Regions from separate parts of the Homo sapiens genome. Here region 1 is linked to region 2. Evidence: chromatin loops called from intact Hi-C (ENCODE). Cell type or tissue: GM12878. All regions are shown on one strand.

Evidence for each region. Peaks named below come from ENCODE experiments on the same cell type or tissue, not always from the same donor. Only the 100,000 strongest peaks of a DNase experiment are listed, where the experiment ranks them.
Region 1: a loop joins it to region 2, with 6 times the contacts of the local background. A loop is called at or near these places in 27 of 110 quality-filtered maps.

The regions. Positions count from the first base shown.
Region 1 is chr10:13,367,608-13,375,607 of GRCh38, forward strand. No RefSeq gene overlaps it. Among named protein-coding and RNA genes, the nearest start is that of SEPHS1, 23 kb to the left of the region's middle. In GM12878, a CTCF peak has its summit at 4,461 (motif pointing right); a DNase peak (open chromatin) is centred at 4,466.
Region 2 is chr10:13,773,783-13,781,782 of GRCh38, forward strand. All of the region lies in intron 6 of FRMD4A (FERM domain containing 4A), which reads right to left. Among named protein-coding and RNA genes, the nearest start is that of PRPF18, 190 kb to the left of the region's middle. RefSeq lists an enhancer at 1,444-1,613. In GM12878, a CTCF peak has its summit at 4,386 (motif pointing left); a DNase peak (open chromatin) is centred at 4,388; H3K27ac peaks cover 1,708 bases.

The DNA of each region.
Region 1 (8,000 bases), 410 kb before region 2:
AACAACCAGCATCTCTTCCAGTTTTTTTTGAGATTTTGTGCTTTAATTAATCAATTAATTATTTTTAGAGAAAGGGTCTTGTTCTGTTGCACAGGCTGGGTACAGTGGTGTAATCATAACCCATTTTTATCTCAAACTCCTTCCTTCGCTCAAGTGGTCCTGTCTCAGCCTCCTGAGGAGCTGGGACTACAGGTGCACACCACCTTACCTAGCTAAATTATTTTTATTTTTCTTAATAGAGACAGGGTCTCTCTGTGTTGCTTAGGCTGGTCTCAAACTCCTGGCCTCAAGTGGTCCTCCTCTCTTTTTAATTAAAAAAAATTAAAACTGCCAACGATTACAAACATAAGCGGTATAGTTAAAGCGTATATGTCTAATAATTTAATGCTTTTCATACACACACATGCAAATCAGTGCAATATAATTATGCTGTTTACAAGACAATTAGGAGTCTTATAATAAAAGTACACCTTTGCATTTCAAAAATATGAGACTTTGACTTCAGAGGGAGAAGAATTTTTTCTTTTCTTGTTTTTTTTGAGACAGAGTCTCAAAAAGAGTGCAGTGGCAAGATCTCGGCTCACTTGCAAATTCTGCCTCCCAGGTTCAAGCGATTCTCCTGCCTTTGCCTCCTGAGTAGCTAGGATTACAGACATGCACCACTACACCCAGCTAATTTTTGGAAATTTAGTGGAGACGGGGTTTCACCATGTTGGTCAGGCTGGTCTCAAACTCCTGACTTCAGGTGATCGGCCTGCCTCAGCCTCCCAAAGTGCTGGGATTACAGGCTTGAGCCGCCGCACTAGGCCTGTGAAAGATTTCTTAAGATACAAAAAGCACAAATCAGAAGGAAAAATTTTGATAAACTTGACTCTATTAAAGCTTACACTTTTTGTGTAATAAAGAGGTACTTAAACCACATTAAAAGACAAGCCAGACCAGGCACCGTGGCTGAAGTCTGTAATCTGAGCACTTTAGGAGGCCAATGTGGGCTGATCGTTTGAGCTCAGGAGTTCGAGGTTGGCCTGGCAAACATGGTGAAACCCCATCTCTACAAAAAATGACAGAAAAGTTACCCAGACATGGTAGTGCACGCCTGTAGTTCCAGCTATTGGGGAGGTTGAAATGGGAGTATTACTGAAGCCTGAAAGCCAAGGCTGCAGTGAGCCAAGATTGTACCACTGCACTCCAGCTTGGGTGACAGAGCAAGGCCCTGTCTCGAAAAAAAAAAAAAAAGACAAGCCACAGAATGAGAGTAGATAGTCACACTGCATATAATCAACAAAGGAGGAACACTTTCTAGAATATGTAAAGAACTAAAAATCAATAAAAATATATCCAATCAAAAAATAACAAAGTTATGAACAGGGAATTCACAAAAGAAGCCATCTAAGTTGCGAATAAATACATGAGGCAGAGCACGGTGGCTCACGCCTGTAATCCCAGCACACTGGGAGACAGAGCGGGGTGGATCACCTGAGGCTGGGAGTTCAAGACTAGCCTGACCAACATGGAAAAACCCTGTCTCTACTAAAAATACAAAATTAGCCAGGTGTGGTGGCACACGCCTATAATCCCACTTACTTGGGAGGCTGAGGCAGGAGAATAGCTTGAACCCCGGAGGCAGAGGTTGCAGTGAGCCGAGATTGTGCCATTGGACTTCAGCCTGGTCAACAAGAGTGAAACTCTGTCTCTAAATAAATAAATAAATACACGAAAAGATGCTCAACCTCACCAGTAATCAGGAGAATGCAAATTAAAGCTAGATATCACTTTACAGCCACTGCACTGGCAAAAATTAAGTCCAGTGAGTCTTGATCACATATTGTGAGGAACATGGGGAAATCAGAGGTCTCTTATGCTCAGGGCAGGACTGTACATCAGTAAAGCTGTTTTGGAGGGCAATTGGATACTTTCTAGTAGAGGTGAAGACACATATATCCTCTGATTCATTAGTGCCGCTTCTAGGTGGATGTTCGTGCACAGAGTTGCATACGAAGATGTTTGTAATAGCAAATAATCGGAAATAAATGTTCATTGAAAAAGGAGTAGAAGGCCGGGCATGGTGGCTCACGCCTGAAATCCCAGCCCTTTGGGAGGCCAAGGCTGGTGGATCACTTGAGATCAGGAGTTCAAGACCAGCCTGACCAACATGGAGAAACCCCGTCTCTACTAAAAATACAAAATTAGCCGGGCGTGGTGGCGGGCACCTGTAATCCCAGCTACTTGGGAGGCTGATGCAGGAGAATTGCTTGAACCTGGGAGGCGGAGGTTGCGGTGAGCCAAGATCACAGCACTGCACTCCAGCCTGGGCAACAAGAACGAAAGTCTGTCTCAAAAACAAAAAAACAAAAAAACAAAAAACAAAAACAAAAAAAGGAGTAGAAAAAATAAATGTTGCACATTCATATCACAGAATACTATATAGCAGTCAAAATTATGAAGCAACTCTAAATGTATCAGCATAAAGGAACCTTAAAACGATGTTAAGGAAGCTGTTTAATAAGTTTGGAGTTTCAATTTAGGATAATGAAAAAGTCCTGGAGATCGGTGGTGGTGATGGTAGCCCAATAGTGTGAATGTACTTAATGCTACCGAACTGTACGCTTAACATGGTTAAAACGGTATTTTTTTTTTTTGAGGCGGAGTTTCACTCTTGTTGCCCAGGCTGGAGTGCAGTGGCGTGATCTCAGCTCACGGCAACCTCTGCCTCCCAGGTTGAAGTGATTCTCCTGCCTCAGCCTCCCAAGTAGCTGGGATTACAGGCATGCACCACCACGCCTGGCTAGTTTTGTATTTTTAGTAGAGACGGGGTTTCTCCATGTTGGCCAGGCTGGTCTTGAACTCCCGACCTCAGGTGATCTGCCCTCCTCAGCCTTCCAAAGTGCTGGGATAACAGGCGTGAACTACTGTGCCTGGCCTAAAATGGTAAATTTTATGCTGTGTATATTTTACTATAATTAAAAAGCATAGTGTTAAGTGAACAGAACAAGTGCAAGATAAAATGCATTATATGATGCCGTTCGTGAAATCTGAAAACACTAAATAATAATACTACTACATACTTACTGAATGTGTTTATCTATGACCAGAATGAGAAGGACTCACATAAAATGCATGATATTCTGACTTTTGGGAGGGAGGGAGAAAAGCCAGAAGTAGAGGTTATGCTTGAACTTCATAACATTTTATTTATATTTATTTATTTATTTATTTACTTAAGATAGAGTCTCACTCTGTCGCCCAGGCTGGAGTGCAGTGGCGCGATCTCGGCTCACCGCAACCTCTCTCTCCTGGATTCAAGCGATCCTCCAGCCTCAGCCTCCCGAGTAGCTGGGACCACAGACGCCTACCACCATGCCTGGCTAATTTTTGTCTTTTTAGTAGAGACGAGGTTTCGCCATGTTGGCCAGGCTGCTTGAACTCCTGACCTCAGGTGATTTGCCCGTGTCGATCTCCCAAAATGCTGGGGTTACAGGCGTGAACCACTTCGCCCAGCACACATTTTATTTGTTTTAAAAAACTAAGAAAGGCTGGGCACCCATGCCTCTAATCCCAGCAGTTTGGGAGGCTGAGTTGGGAGCATTGCTTGAGCTCAGGAGTTCATGACCAACCTGGGCAACACAGGAAGACCCCATCATTATTTAAAAAAAAAAAAAAAAAGAAAGTATTTTAAGACCAGGCCTGATGGCTCATGCCTATCATACCAACACTTCGGGAGGCTGAGGTGGGGAATCACTTGAGTCCAGGATTTCGAGACCCACCTGGGCAACACAGAAAAACCACATCTCTACAAAAAAATTTAAAAATTAGCTGGACATTTTGGTGTGCACCGATAGTCCCAGCAGTCAGAAGGCTGAGATGGGAGAATCACTTGATCCCAGGAGATCAAGGTTGCAGTGAGGTATGACTGTGCTACTACACTGCAGCCTAGGTGACAGAGCAAGACCCTGTCTAAAAAAAAATACAACAAAAAAAAGAAGTGTAAAGGACAGAGTGTTGAGACACAGCAATGATATCCTCCCCTGTTCTAGATGGGAAAAGACAGAAACTTATATAAGGTGAAGGAGAGAAATAAGTACAGTTTCACAGAACCTGGGGGAAAAGTATGTTTCTGTAAGAATGGAGTTATAAACAGCTTCGAAAGCCAAGTAGACAGGTGACTGGCAAAAGGTCACCATGACTGTGAGGTTTATTGTGGAAAATATACACAAAGTGGATAATCCTGAGAACAAAGAAAACACCCTGCCTTGCAAGGTCTCCCATGAAAAGCACCTCTTAGAATTTGAGGCTTGGTTGATATGTGAACTTTGTCACTTGATTGATTTAGAATGGCATTTCTCAATCTGGAGACTGCAGACATATTTAGACGAGATTCCCCTCCCCGCTCTTTAAAAAAGTCTGTGTATTAATCCAGATGAGACCTGTGGGTTTTGTGCAGATCCCCACTATGGCCGGTAGGAGGCAGCATAACCTAATGCTCTGAGTCAGGATCCTGTTGCTGGAGTCTGTGCTCTGGCCCAGGGGAGGAGGAGCAGCTCATCAGCTCTGTGCTTCTGTTTCTTTCTCTATATCCTGCAAAAGGCAGGAATTAACAGAGCTAAACACTCTCAAAATATTAAATGCTGTGGGGGCGCCAGGCATCACTGCAGAAACCACAGCTGAATATAACACTATTCTCCCTGCTGCTCTCTGGCCCTAGGATCAGAAAAGCTCAACACTTTTTATTTTTTTAAATAGATAAATAAATTTATTTTGAGACAGAGTCTCAACTCTGTCTCCAACTTTTATTTTCGATTCAGGATGTATATGTTCAGGTTTAGTATATTTCCATGATCCTGAGGTTTGGGGTACGATTGATCCTATCACCCAGGTACTGAGCATATCACCCAACAGGTGGGTTTTCAGCCCTTATCTCCTTGCCTCCTCCCTCCTTTCCCCCTTTTGGAGTCCTTAGTGTCTACTGTTCCCATCTTTATGTCCATGTGTACCCAAAGTTCAGCTCCCACTTATAAGTGAGAACATGCAGTATTTGATTTTCTGTTTCTGTGTTAATTCGCTTAGGATAATGGCCTCCAGATGCGACTTTGTTGCTGCAAAGGACGGGAGCTTGTTCTTTTTTATGGCTGTATAGTATTCCACGGTGTATATACACCACATTTTCTTTATTCAATCCACTGTTGATGGGTACCTAGATGATCCCACGTCAAAAATGTTACATTCAGCTGTGGCTCACATTATATTTCTATTGGACAGAGATTATATTTCTATTGGACAAAGCTGCTCTGAGCTATTAATAAGCAGGAAGTGTGTTGTGCATCTCTAAGAGGAGGTCATAGTAGGCAGGCAAGGTTTGGAAACACATTTGACCACAGAAGCATTTTTCACATAATATCTGGTTATCTATTTATTCTCCTTTATGGGGTTGCAAAACAAAATCATGTCCATTAATTTCCTTGATCTGCTTCGAGTCCCATTTAGTGGATGTCTACCCAGAAGTATGCTTCCCAAAGAAGTTAATTTTTTGTATGTGTGTCAGAGTCTCACTCTGTCACCTAGGCTGGAGTACAATGGCGCGATCTTGGCTCACTACAACCTCTGCCTCCCGGGTTCAAGCAATTCTCCTGCCTCAGCCTCCCAAGCAGCTGGGATTACAGGCACCTGCCGCCACGCCCAGCTAATTTTTGTATTTTTAGTAGAGACGGGATTTCATCATATTGGCCAGATTGGTCTCTTGGCCAGGCTGGTCTCGAACTCCTGACCTTGTGATCTGCCCTCCTCGGCCTCCCAAAGTGCTGAGATTACAGGCGTGAGCCACTGTGCTTGGCCTAGAAGTTAATTTATTGAAACAAATCAATGGAGGCTCTGCAAAGAAGCCCCTCATTGTTCTGATAGCTGTAACATGATGAAGACCGGCAGAAGCATCCTTCATGCAGCTGTCCACTGTGCAAGTGGTTTTAGCAAAACCAAAATGAAAGTACATTTTATCATTTCATTGTATCCCAGAGAATCATAGAAATTGAGATTTGAAAGGTATCTAATCCAATACCCCCAAGTCATATTCTTGATTGGGAACCAAACACCCAGCTGCCAATACTATGTCAAATGTTTATTGAGCATCCACTATGCTCCAGACACTTGTTTTACACTCACCAACAAACTTACCAAGCTGATTCTATAATGATCAGTACAATTTTGTAGGTATTAGGAAGATCAGAGAGGTTGGACCACCTCTTTGAGGTCACACAGCTGGATGGAGGCGCTAGCATGCTTCTCCACTATGTTCTGCTGCCACTGGGAAGCGAAGAGACTTGCAAACATACCAGGTATATTAATAATATTCCAGCCACTACAAATAGCAATGTACAGTGTTTGCACTAGACCAATGACAGTGGTAATACAGTGAAAAGAGTAATCATTTTTACCAGTTTCAGAGTACTAAGACAATAATGTGGAAATGAAAAAACTGCCAGGCTCAGTGGCTCATGCCTTTAATCCCAGCATTTCAGGAGGCCAGGGTGGGAGGATCCCTTGAGGCCAGAGTTCAAGACCAGCCTGGGCAACATAGCAAGACCTCATCTCTACAGAAAAAATTTTAAACTTAGCCAGGCATGCAGTGTGTGCCTGGGATCCTAACTGCTCAGGAGGCTGACCTGGGAGGATGGCTTGAGCGCAGGAAGTCGAGGCTATAGTGAGCTATGGTGGTGCCACTGCACTCCAGCCTGGCAGCCTGGGTGACAGAGCGAGGCCAGTTTCTAAAAGAAAAATATTGAAAAAAATGAAATAAAAAGTCTTGGGCAGGGCGTGGTGGCTCATGCCTGTAATCCCAGCGCTTTGGGAGGCCAAGGTGGGCGGATCACTTGAAGCCAGGAGTTCGAGGCCAGCCTGGCCAGTATGGTGAAACTGTGTCTCTATTAAAAATATAAAAATTACCCAGTCATGGTGGCAGGTACCTGTAATCCCAGCTACTCGGGAGGCTGAGGCAGGAGAATTGCTTGAACCCGGGAGGTAGAGGTTGCAGTGAGCTGAGATCGCACCATTGCACTCCAACTTTGGCAAGAGAGCGAGACTCCATCTCAAAAAAATAAAAAAATTAAAGAGTTGAAATTTAAGAAATACTTACAGTATTAAAATAAAATGTTCTAATAGCCACATTGAAAAAGTAAAAAGAAACAGATGAAATTAGTTTTAATAATACATGTTATTTAACCCAATACACTCCAAATAGTCTCATTTCAATGTGTAAGTAACATTTTTTAAATGGTTAAAAATGTCTTATTAGGTCTTTTAAATACGATGCAAATTTTACACCTAAGAGCTCATCTCAAGTGCTCAGTACCTATATGTGCCTAATGGCTGCTGTATTGGATGGTGTAGGCTCAGAGATTAAATACTGCAAGGAAACCCCAAATAGAACCTGAGAAGTCATCACGAAGTTACAGGGAAAATAATGGAAATGAGCAGAGGATACAATTGGGTTAATATAAAGGCCGAGATGTTAGAAGACAGCCTGTCCAGGAAAAGGCTTAGCTGACAGCACAGTTAGGTTAGATTAAAATGGACTCTGTTGCTGGGCACAGTGGCTCACGCCTGTAATCCCAGCACTTTGGGAGGCCGAGGTGGGCAGATCACAAGGTCAAGAGATCGAGACCATCCTGGCCAACATGGTGAAACCCTGTCTCTACTAAAAATACAAAAATTAGCTGGGCGTGGTGGCACTCATCTGTAGTCCCAGCTAGTCGGGAGGCTGAGGCAGGAGAATTGCTTGAACCCGGGAGGTGGAGGTTGCAGTGAGCCAAGATCGTGCCACTGCACTCCAGCCTGGGTGACAGAGCAAGACTCCATCTCAAAAAAAAAAAAAAGGTGGGGGGGCTCTATTATGCAAAAATGAAAGCTCACTGAGTTAATGACTGTTCCCAGCATTTCTCTTAATACTCCAGGCAGGGATCAGGAGAGACACTTGCGGTCTAGGCCAGGAGGTGGTTTGGTCTTGTGTTTAT
Region 2 (8,000 bases):
GGGTCCACATTCCCTGACTCGCTCCTGTCTCATGGGACAAGTCCGCTGCCTCCTGCAGGGGCTGATGGATGGGCACCTTCAGTTGGCTGTTGGAAGCCACACCGGAAGAGGGAGAGGAGCAGATGGAAAAGGCTTGGCGGGAAAGCTGTGCCGTCTTATTGGTCTCTTTCCAGGGAACACGCAACGTTCCAGGCAGGCTTCCTGTGAGAGTTTCCCATGGGACGGGACTCACATTTCTAAATGAGATGTATCCACGCCCTGGCCAATGTCCTCTCTATCACCCACCTGTCTCCTTAGTGAGTTCAAGCACATCAGAAACACTGTTGGACCATGTAGGAATCCTATTCCACACTTCCTCCTGCTCCACCGGAAGCACACAATGACAGCCCCGCTGTCTCATATCCATATTTTAATTTTCTGCAACTTGGATAGATTATGACTACATTTTCCTGCTCTATTGTATAAAGTAGGGGGGTGGAAGGGAAGAGAAAGTGAGAGGGGCGTCTGCTGTGGCCATGCCTCCTGCCTGCTGGGAAAGAGAGAGGAAGGTAGGAAGGCAGTGTTCACAGTTTGGGAAAAATAGCAAAACAAAGCCAAACACCTTTCCTCGCCTTTCTGCTATTAAAGAGATGAGAGGTTCGTTCTCTGAAGAAGAACAGGAAGCAGGGATGAAGTGGACCGGAAGTGCAGGAATTACATGGAATTCTATACCCAGTGTGGAGACTGTTCCCTCCCGATCCCTGGATGTGGGAGGACATGTCCCAGGCAGGAAGGGAAGGGTTTTTTCTGGAGAGAATGGAGAGCCAGAGAGGAAAGATGTCCAGATACCAAGACACTGATATTCGGGGTTCCCCAGGGAAAGAACCAGCTTGCGACGGGATCACGTCACAGGGACACCCACTGGGGGACCATCCCACCCTGAAATGGAGCATCTGCTTAGTTTCTAAGTGTGAAGCAACAGACCAGGGCCAGCAGACAACTGAGGAAGCCTCGTACAGGAAAGAGAGACCAACACAAATAAACTGGAAAAAAAGAGCTGGAAGGAAACATAGAATAATAATGATAACTAATATTATCAGAGTGATAAGAGAGGATATTATGTTCCTGAAACAATAATAGCATAATATTAAAAAATCAGATAATATAAAGAAACTCTTAGAAATTTAAGAAAAAAAAAAACAACAAAAAACAAAACCATAATGGCAAAGGTTAGAAAGTCCAGAGAAGAGATTAAAGTAAATACTGACAAAGCCTCCCAGAAAGTAGAATAAAAAGACAGAGATAGACAGCTGGAGAGACAAGTATAGGAGTGGGAGGCCATGCCCAGCATTTGATAAATAGGAATTCTGGAAAGAGAGGACACAGGCAAGAGGGGAGAAGATGTCAAAGAAACAATCCAAAAAGAACCTCACAACTAAAAAAGAATGCATGTCACGTCTCCAGACTAAAAGTGCCCATCGAACACAGAGTACAATGGATTTACAAAGACCCACATCAGGGCACCCATCCTGAAATTTTAGATCAGAAGGAGCAAAAAGGAGTTCCCAAAGGATCCCATTGTTGGGGAGCCCAAGGGGGTGTCACATACAATGGATAGGATGGTGGGCTTTTCCAGAGCAACGCCTTTGGTATTCTGAGAGAAATTTTTTTTTTGTATATTTCTATATCCAGTCAAACTATTCATTAGATACAAAGCTAGAATAAAGACTTTTTCAGATATGCCAGTATCCAAACATTTTACTTCCCATATGCGCTTTCTCTGGATTGATTGCAGGATGTTCTCCAGCGAAACAATGGTGTAAAACAAAAAACAGGAAGACTCCGGATCCGGGAAAGAGAGGACCCAATACAGAACGAGGGAGAAGGAAAGACCCTGATGGGGATGCGGCATCCCGGGTTGAGACTCTGCATGAGACCAAGTCCAGGCTGGAGCAGGAGGTTGGAGGAGTCTAAGAGGGAGGTCCTGGAAAAACAACAGCAGTAGCAGCTGCCACAGCAACCAAAATCAAACCAAAGAGGAACGAGAACTACCCGACGTAGCTGGAAATTAATATTGGTAGACATCTGAGAATCTGTAGGAACTTTTGGGAGAAAAGTGAAGGGTATGTAGTAACTAAATAAGTGAAAGCAAGGCAAGTATTCCCTTTGGGTAAAACAATGGGTTGTCTAAAAAACGAGCTGCAACCACAGGATACTACTTGGATTAGTCACGATAATGTCATGCTTATGACTACGGCTTTAAGCCAGAATTATGCTATCACCATACTAAGAAAATGGAAAAGGAAATAAAATGTGGGTGGTTATAATCTAAATCTACATCCTTATTTTTTTTTTCTTTGTGACAAAGTCTCGCTCTGTCCACCGGGCTGGAGTGCAGTAGTGTGATCTGGACTCTTGGACTCACTGCAACCTCCGCCTTTGGGGCTCAGGCAATCCTCCCACCTCAGCCTCCAGAGAAGCTGGGACTGCAGGCATGTGCCACCACACCCGACTAATTTTTGTGTTTTTTGTAGAGATGGGATCTCACTAGGTTGCCCAGGCTGGTCTCAAGCTCCTAAGATCAAGTGATCCTCCCACCTCAGCCTCCCAAAGTGCTGGTATTATAGGTGTGAACCACTGTGCCTGGCCGTCTTCATCCATTTTTAACAGGAATTCAACAACCTAAAAGTGAATCAATCAAGGAATAATGCCCTGTGTCAATTATTTATCTATATGGAGGCAAATACTAGAAGAAACAGCTAAAACTGTTGCAAGTGGCAGGAGTTGCAGGGAGGAAGCTGTTTGTCATAATCAGCCTTGTGGAACCATTTGACTTTTAAATGATGTCATCTATTACTTTGATAGAAACAAATATTAATACTTTAAAAAGTGAATGAAATTGAACTTTGAAAAAGCAGAAATAAGCGGCTTATTTTACCTTGACAACTTAGATTTTAACATACAGTAGGAACCGTTCCCCAAGAGACAGGGAGGGAGCAGATACTAAACCTACGCTGGGTAAACCCAGGCATCCGGGTATCAGCATCGGGATGGGTTATCTGGGTCTAACACTACCCTCTGGGCTCTTCAAGGTCCCCAAAGCACCAGGGGGCTGTGTGGGTGGCACAAAGAGAATCACAGCCAAGAGAAAAAAACTCGGGTCTAAATCCAACGAGCTAATCACATGCCTGGCATGGGACTAAGAACTTTGCATGCTTTATCTCACTGAATCTTCCCAAGAAGGTTGTGGTTAGAGCCTTATAACATCCTTGCTCAATTAGAGAGGAAAGGGAAGCTTGGAGACGTTACAGGAGGTGCCCACATTTATCCCTTTTACCAAGGGGCATGCCTGGGAAAAGAACCTGGGTCTGCCCGGCAGCAAAAGCTGAACTGTCAACCACTCAGCAGTGCCTTTCATGATCTTTACACTGACACAGGTTACACAGGCTATCCAGCCATCCCCCAGTCCTTTGTCTCTGAGTCACTTAGCCTCTCTGTACCTACTTCCTCCTCTGGAAAGCCAGCGATTCTCGCTCCATCTCACGCAGAGATGCTGAGGCTCAAATATCATAGTATATATAAAAAATTTAAATGGCAATTTGTACAAATGAAAATATTATTCTTGATCACAGGAGGGAGACAGGGGGCCTTGGGATGCGACTTGGTCTCCTATATCAACTTGAAAGATGCTGTCCCTTGGTCATTTGTGGTCATTTATGTGCCCAAGCCCAAGGAAAGATTTTGAGAAGAGAGGGCTGGGTTCTGGAGTGACATTCAGCATGTGGGCTGATGCTGTCGGGACCTTGAACCTAAATGTGGCTGGCTGCAAAGGTGTCATCACCTCCACTCAGGGCATCTGTAGTATTTAGTTCTGACATTTATTCTTTTTAATTTTCCCTGAATCGCAAAGTCCTAGGCGTGCATGATGTTCAGAGGCCTTCAGTGCCAGCTCAGCATTTGGGACAAGACAGTACTGAACGCAACTCCTCTCCCTTTCCCCAAGCGTCTGCCCAAGTAGGCTTTGGGTCAATTTTTTTTTTTTTTTTTTTTTTTTTGAGACGGAGTCTCGCTCTGGCACCCAGGCTGGAGTGCAATGGTGCGATCTCGGCTTACTGCAACCTCAGCCTCCCGGGTTCGCTCAAGCAATTCTCCTGAGTGAGCCTCCCGAGTAGCTGGGATTACAGGCGCCTGCCACCACGCCCGGCTAACTTTTGTATTTTTAGTAGAGATGGCATCTCACCATGTTGGTCAGGCTGGTCTCGAACTCCTGACCTCTTGATCCACCCGCCTCTGCCTCCCAAAGTGCTGGGATTACAGGCGTGGGCCGGGGACAATTTTTTACTTGCCCTGCTGGAGAGTGATTTCGCGGATTCAGCCTTGCCATGCATTTACTTCGCTGCCCAAGGCTGCCACCTGGTGGAGACTGCTCACCTTTCATTTCTGAACTTGGTTTCAAAGCGCTTTCACATTTATTTAAAAAAAAAACCTGATACTCTTACAATCTGTATGTAAGTTCAGTATTATTATTTCCACTTTATAATGAGAAAGTGGGGTCTTAGAGGAAAGAATCTAAAAGTACCTGGAACTGCATTATGGTATCTTTTCCCTCCATTCGGCAAAACCCCAAAATGCTGTCCTCTTAGTGTGCTGGGTTTGAGCCCAGTTTAAGTCCTGGCTCAGCAACTGTCCCAAAATGAGGTCTTTTCACAGAACTGAATTTGATCATTACCAGGCCCTCCGTTATTCTGAACATTTGTAATTGGTGGAACTATTCTGTGCAGTGAATGTGTTGAGGTAGTTACAGAAGGAAAGTGATGGCTGATACTACCATTCCAACGTGTGTGTGTGTGTGTGTGTGTGTTTGTGTGTGTGTTAAGGTTTAATGGGTTTTTGCAATCCCTAGGGCCTGAGTTTAATTACATTTTAAAATCCAGGCAGCGGTATCTCCCTAGACTCCTTTGAATCCATCCATCGAACACCTCACAGACAAGCGCACGAGGAGAGCCTCCCTCCAGGGTGCACCATAGCCTGGCCATTCATTAGGCATGTGATCTCATCTTCATTCACTGGGAAAACAGGGATAAAAGGCTGCATCTATCTCTTGGGTTGATGGGTGCAGCAAACCATCATGGCACATGTATACCTATGTAACAAACCTGCACATTCTGCATGTGTATCCCAGAACTTAAAGTATAATAATAATAAAACACTTTTTAGAAAATTCAGGACACTCTGGGCTTTACATTTATTTATTTATTTATTTAAAAAAAGAATTGGCTGGGTGTGGTGGCTCATGCCTGTAATCTCAGCCCTTTGGGAGGCCAAGGTGGGTGGATCATGAGGTCAGGCGTTCGAGACCGGCCTGACTAACACGGTGAAACCCCATCTCTACTAAAAATACAAAAATTAGCCAGGTGTGATGGCTGGTGCCTATAATTCCACCTGCTCAGGAGGCCGAGGCAGAGAATCGCTTGAACCCAGGAGGCAGAGGTTGCAGTGAGCCGAGATTATGCCATTACACTACAGCCTGGGCTACAGAGTGAGACTCCATCTCCAAGAAAAAAAAAAAAAAGACTTATTTAATCTTCCATCAATGTTCTGACAACCAAGAGAAAATTCCTTACTGAGATCACAGGAATGGCTAAACCCATCAAATCTTCACTTGAAAGTTCTCTGGTTTGTCCATCTGGAATTTGCCCTGACTGAATGCACTACCCTTAAATTCCTTAGTAGAACTTTTATTCTAACTAATCCTCACACTTCAGGACTTCAGACGAGTCCCTGACATTTTACCCAGGTAAGAGGTAGAACTTAAGCTGTGAATTCAGAAAAACATCTGTTAATTTGCTTTCTGTGGCCCTACATTAGTCAGCTGGTGTATACCTCAAACTCTTCCGCTTCTTGTTAATTACATTTTTAGAGTAAGGGGAAATCCTAGGTTTAGTATTATTTGATTTATTTCAAGGTAGAATGCATTTTGGCCTCCAAATTAATTACCATCAATAAACTTATGCAAAATTCACTCTCAAAAAAAAAAAAGCAGTGTCTATCTCAAAAGGCGTTGTGAAGACTCAGTTAAACAATTCACATAAAGCACTCAGCAACAAGCCTACACATCATGTGAACTTTGTAGGAATGAACCGTTCTTGTCTATTACTGTTAATGAGCAGCCCTAAGGGGGTGTGACGGAGATTGCATTCATGAGACATTCATTGCATTCGTTATGTGCATGCCGGGGGTAGCCAGTGGAGTGGGTGTTTCTTTTTTAAAATGTTCTTTTAGGGCCGGGCAAGGTGGCTCACACCTGTAATCCCAACACTTTGGGAGGCCAAGGTGGATGGATCAACTTGAGGTCAGGAGTTTGAGACCAGCCTGGGCAACATGGCAAAACCCCATCTCTATTAAAAATACAAAAACTAGCCAAGCGTGGTGGTGCACACCTGTAATCCCAGTTACTCGGGAGGCTGAGGCGGGAGAATCGCTTGAACCTGGGAGGCGGAGGCTGCAGTGAGCTGAGATTGTGCCATTGTACTCCAGCCTGGGCAACAGAGTGAGACTGTGTCTCAAAAAAAAAAAAAATGTTCTTTTAGTCGCAGTTCCTAACCTCAGTGATATTCCGCAAGTCCATCTTCCCCGGGAGGAGGTGTGTGCTGTAAAGGGGTGTAGGCATTTTGGGTCATCCCACAAAAGGAGACACTACAAGCTTATGGAGCAATTGGATACAGGACAAGGGGCTGTCGCTCTCAATTAGGAATCATCTCTTGAACAAACATTTTTGTAAAGAAGATACACAAATGGCCAACAGCATGCGGACATATGCTCAACATCACTAGTCTACAGGGAAACGCAAATCAAAACCACAATGAGATACACCTCACACCCATTGGGATGGTCATCAATTTAATAAAGCAAAATAGAAAATAACAAATGTTGGAGAGGATGTGGAGAAACTGGAACCCTTGGGCACTGTTGGTAGAAATGTAAAATGGTGCAGCTGCTATGGAAAACAGTAGGGATGGCTCCTCAAAAAATGAAAAATAGAAGTACCCTATGATCTGGCAATACCACCTATAGGTATATACCCTGAACAACTGGGAATAGGGTCTCGAGGAGATATTTAGACATCCATGTTCATAACAGCATTATTCATGATAGGCAAAAGGTTTTGGAAATAACCCGTGCCTTTTGATGTATGAATGGATCAACAAAAGGTGATCTACACAGACAATAAAATGTTATTTAGCCTTAAAAAGGAAGGCAGCCAAGCGTGGTGGCCCACTTCTGTAATCCCAGCACTTTGGAAGGCCAAGGCAGGCAGATCACCTGAGCCCAGGAGTTTGAGACCAGCCTGGCCAACATGGTGAAACCCTGTCTCCATAAACAAATACAAAAATTAGCTGGGTGAGGTGGCACACACCTGTAGTCCCAGCTACTTAGGAGGGTGAAGTAGGAGGATCACTTGAACCCAGAAGGTGGAGGTTGCAGTGAGCCAAGATTGCACCACTGAACTCCAGCCTGGGCGAGAGAGACCCTGTCTTAAAAATTAAAAAAAAAAAAAAAAAAAAAAAGGAAGGAAATTCTGATACACGCTACAACATGGATGAACCTTTTTTTTTTTTTTTTTTTTTTTTTCTGAGACAGAGTTTTGCTCTGTTGCCCAGGCTGGAGTGCAGTGGTATGATCTCGGCTCACTGTAACCTCCACCTCCCAGGTTCAAGAGATTTTCCTGCCTCAGCCTCCCAAATACCTAGAATCACAGACACAAAACACCACATCTGGCTAATTTTTGTATTTTTAATAGAGATGGGGTTCCGCCATGTTGGCCAGGCTAGTCTCAAACTCCTGACCTCAGGTGATCCGCCTGCCTCGGCCTCCCAAAGTGCTGGGATTACAGGCATGAGCCACCACACACAGCCAACATGGATGAACCTTGAGGCCATTATGCTAGGTAAAGTAAGCCAGACACAAAAGGACAAATATATATGATTCCACTTATATGAAGTACTAGAGTGGTTAAATTC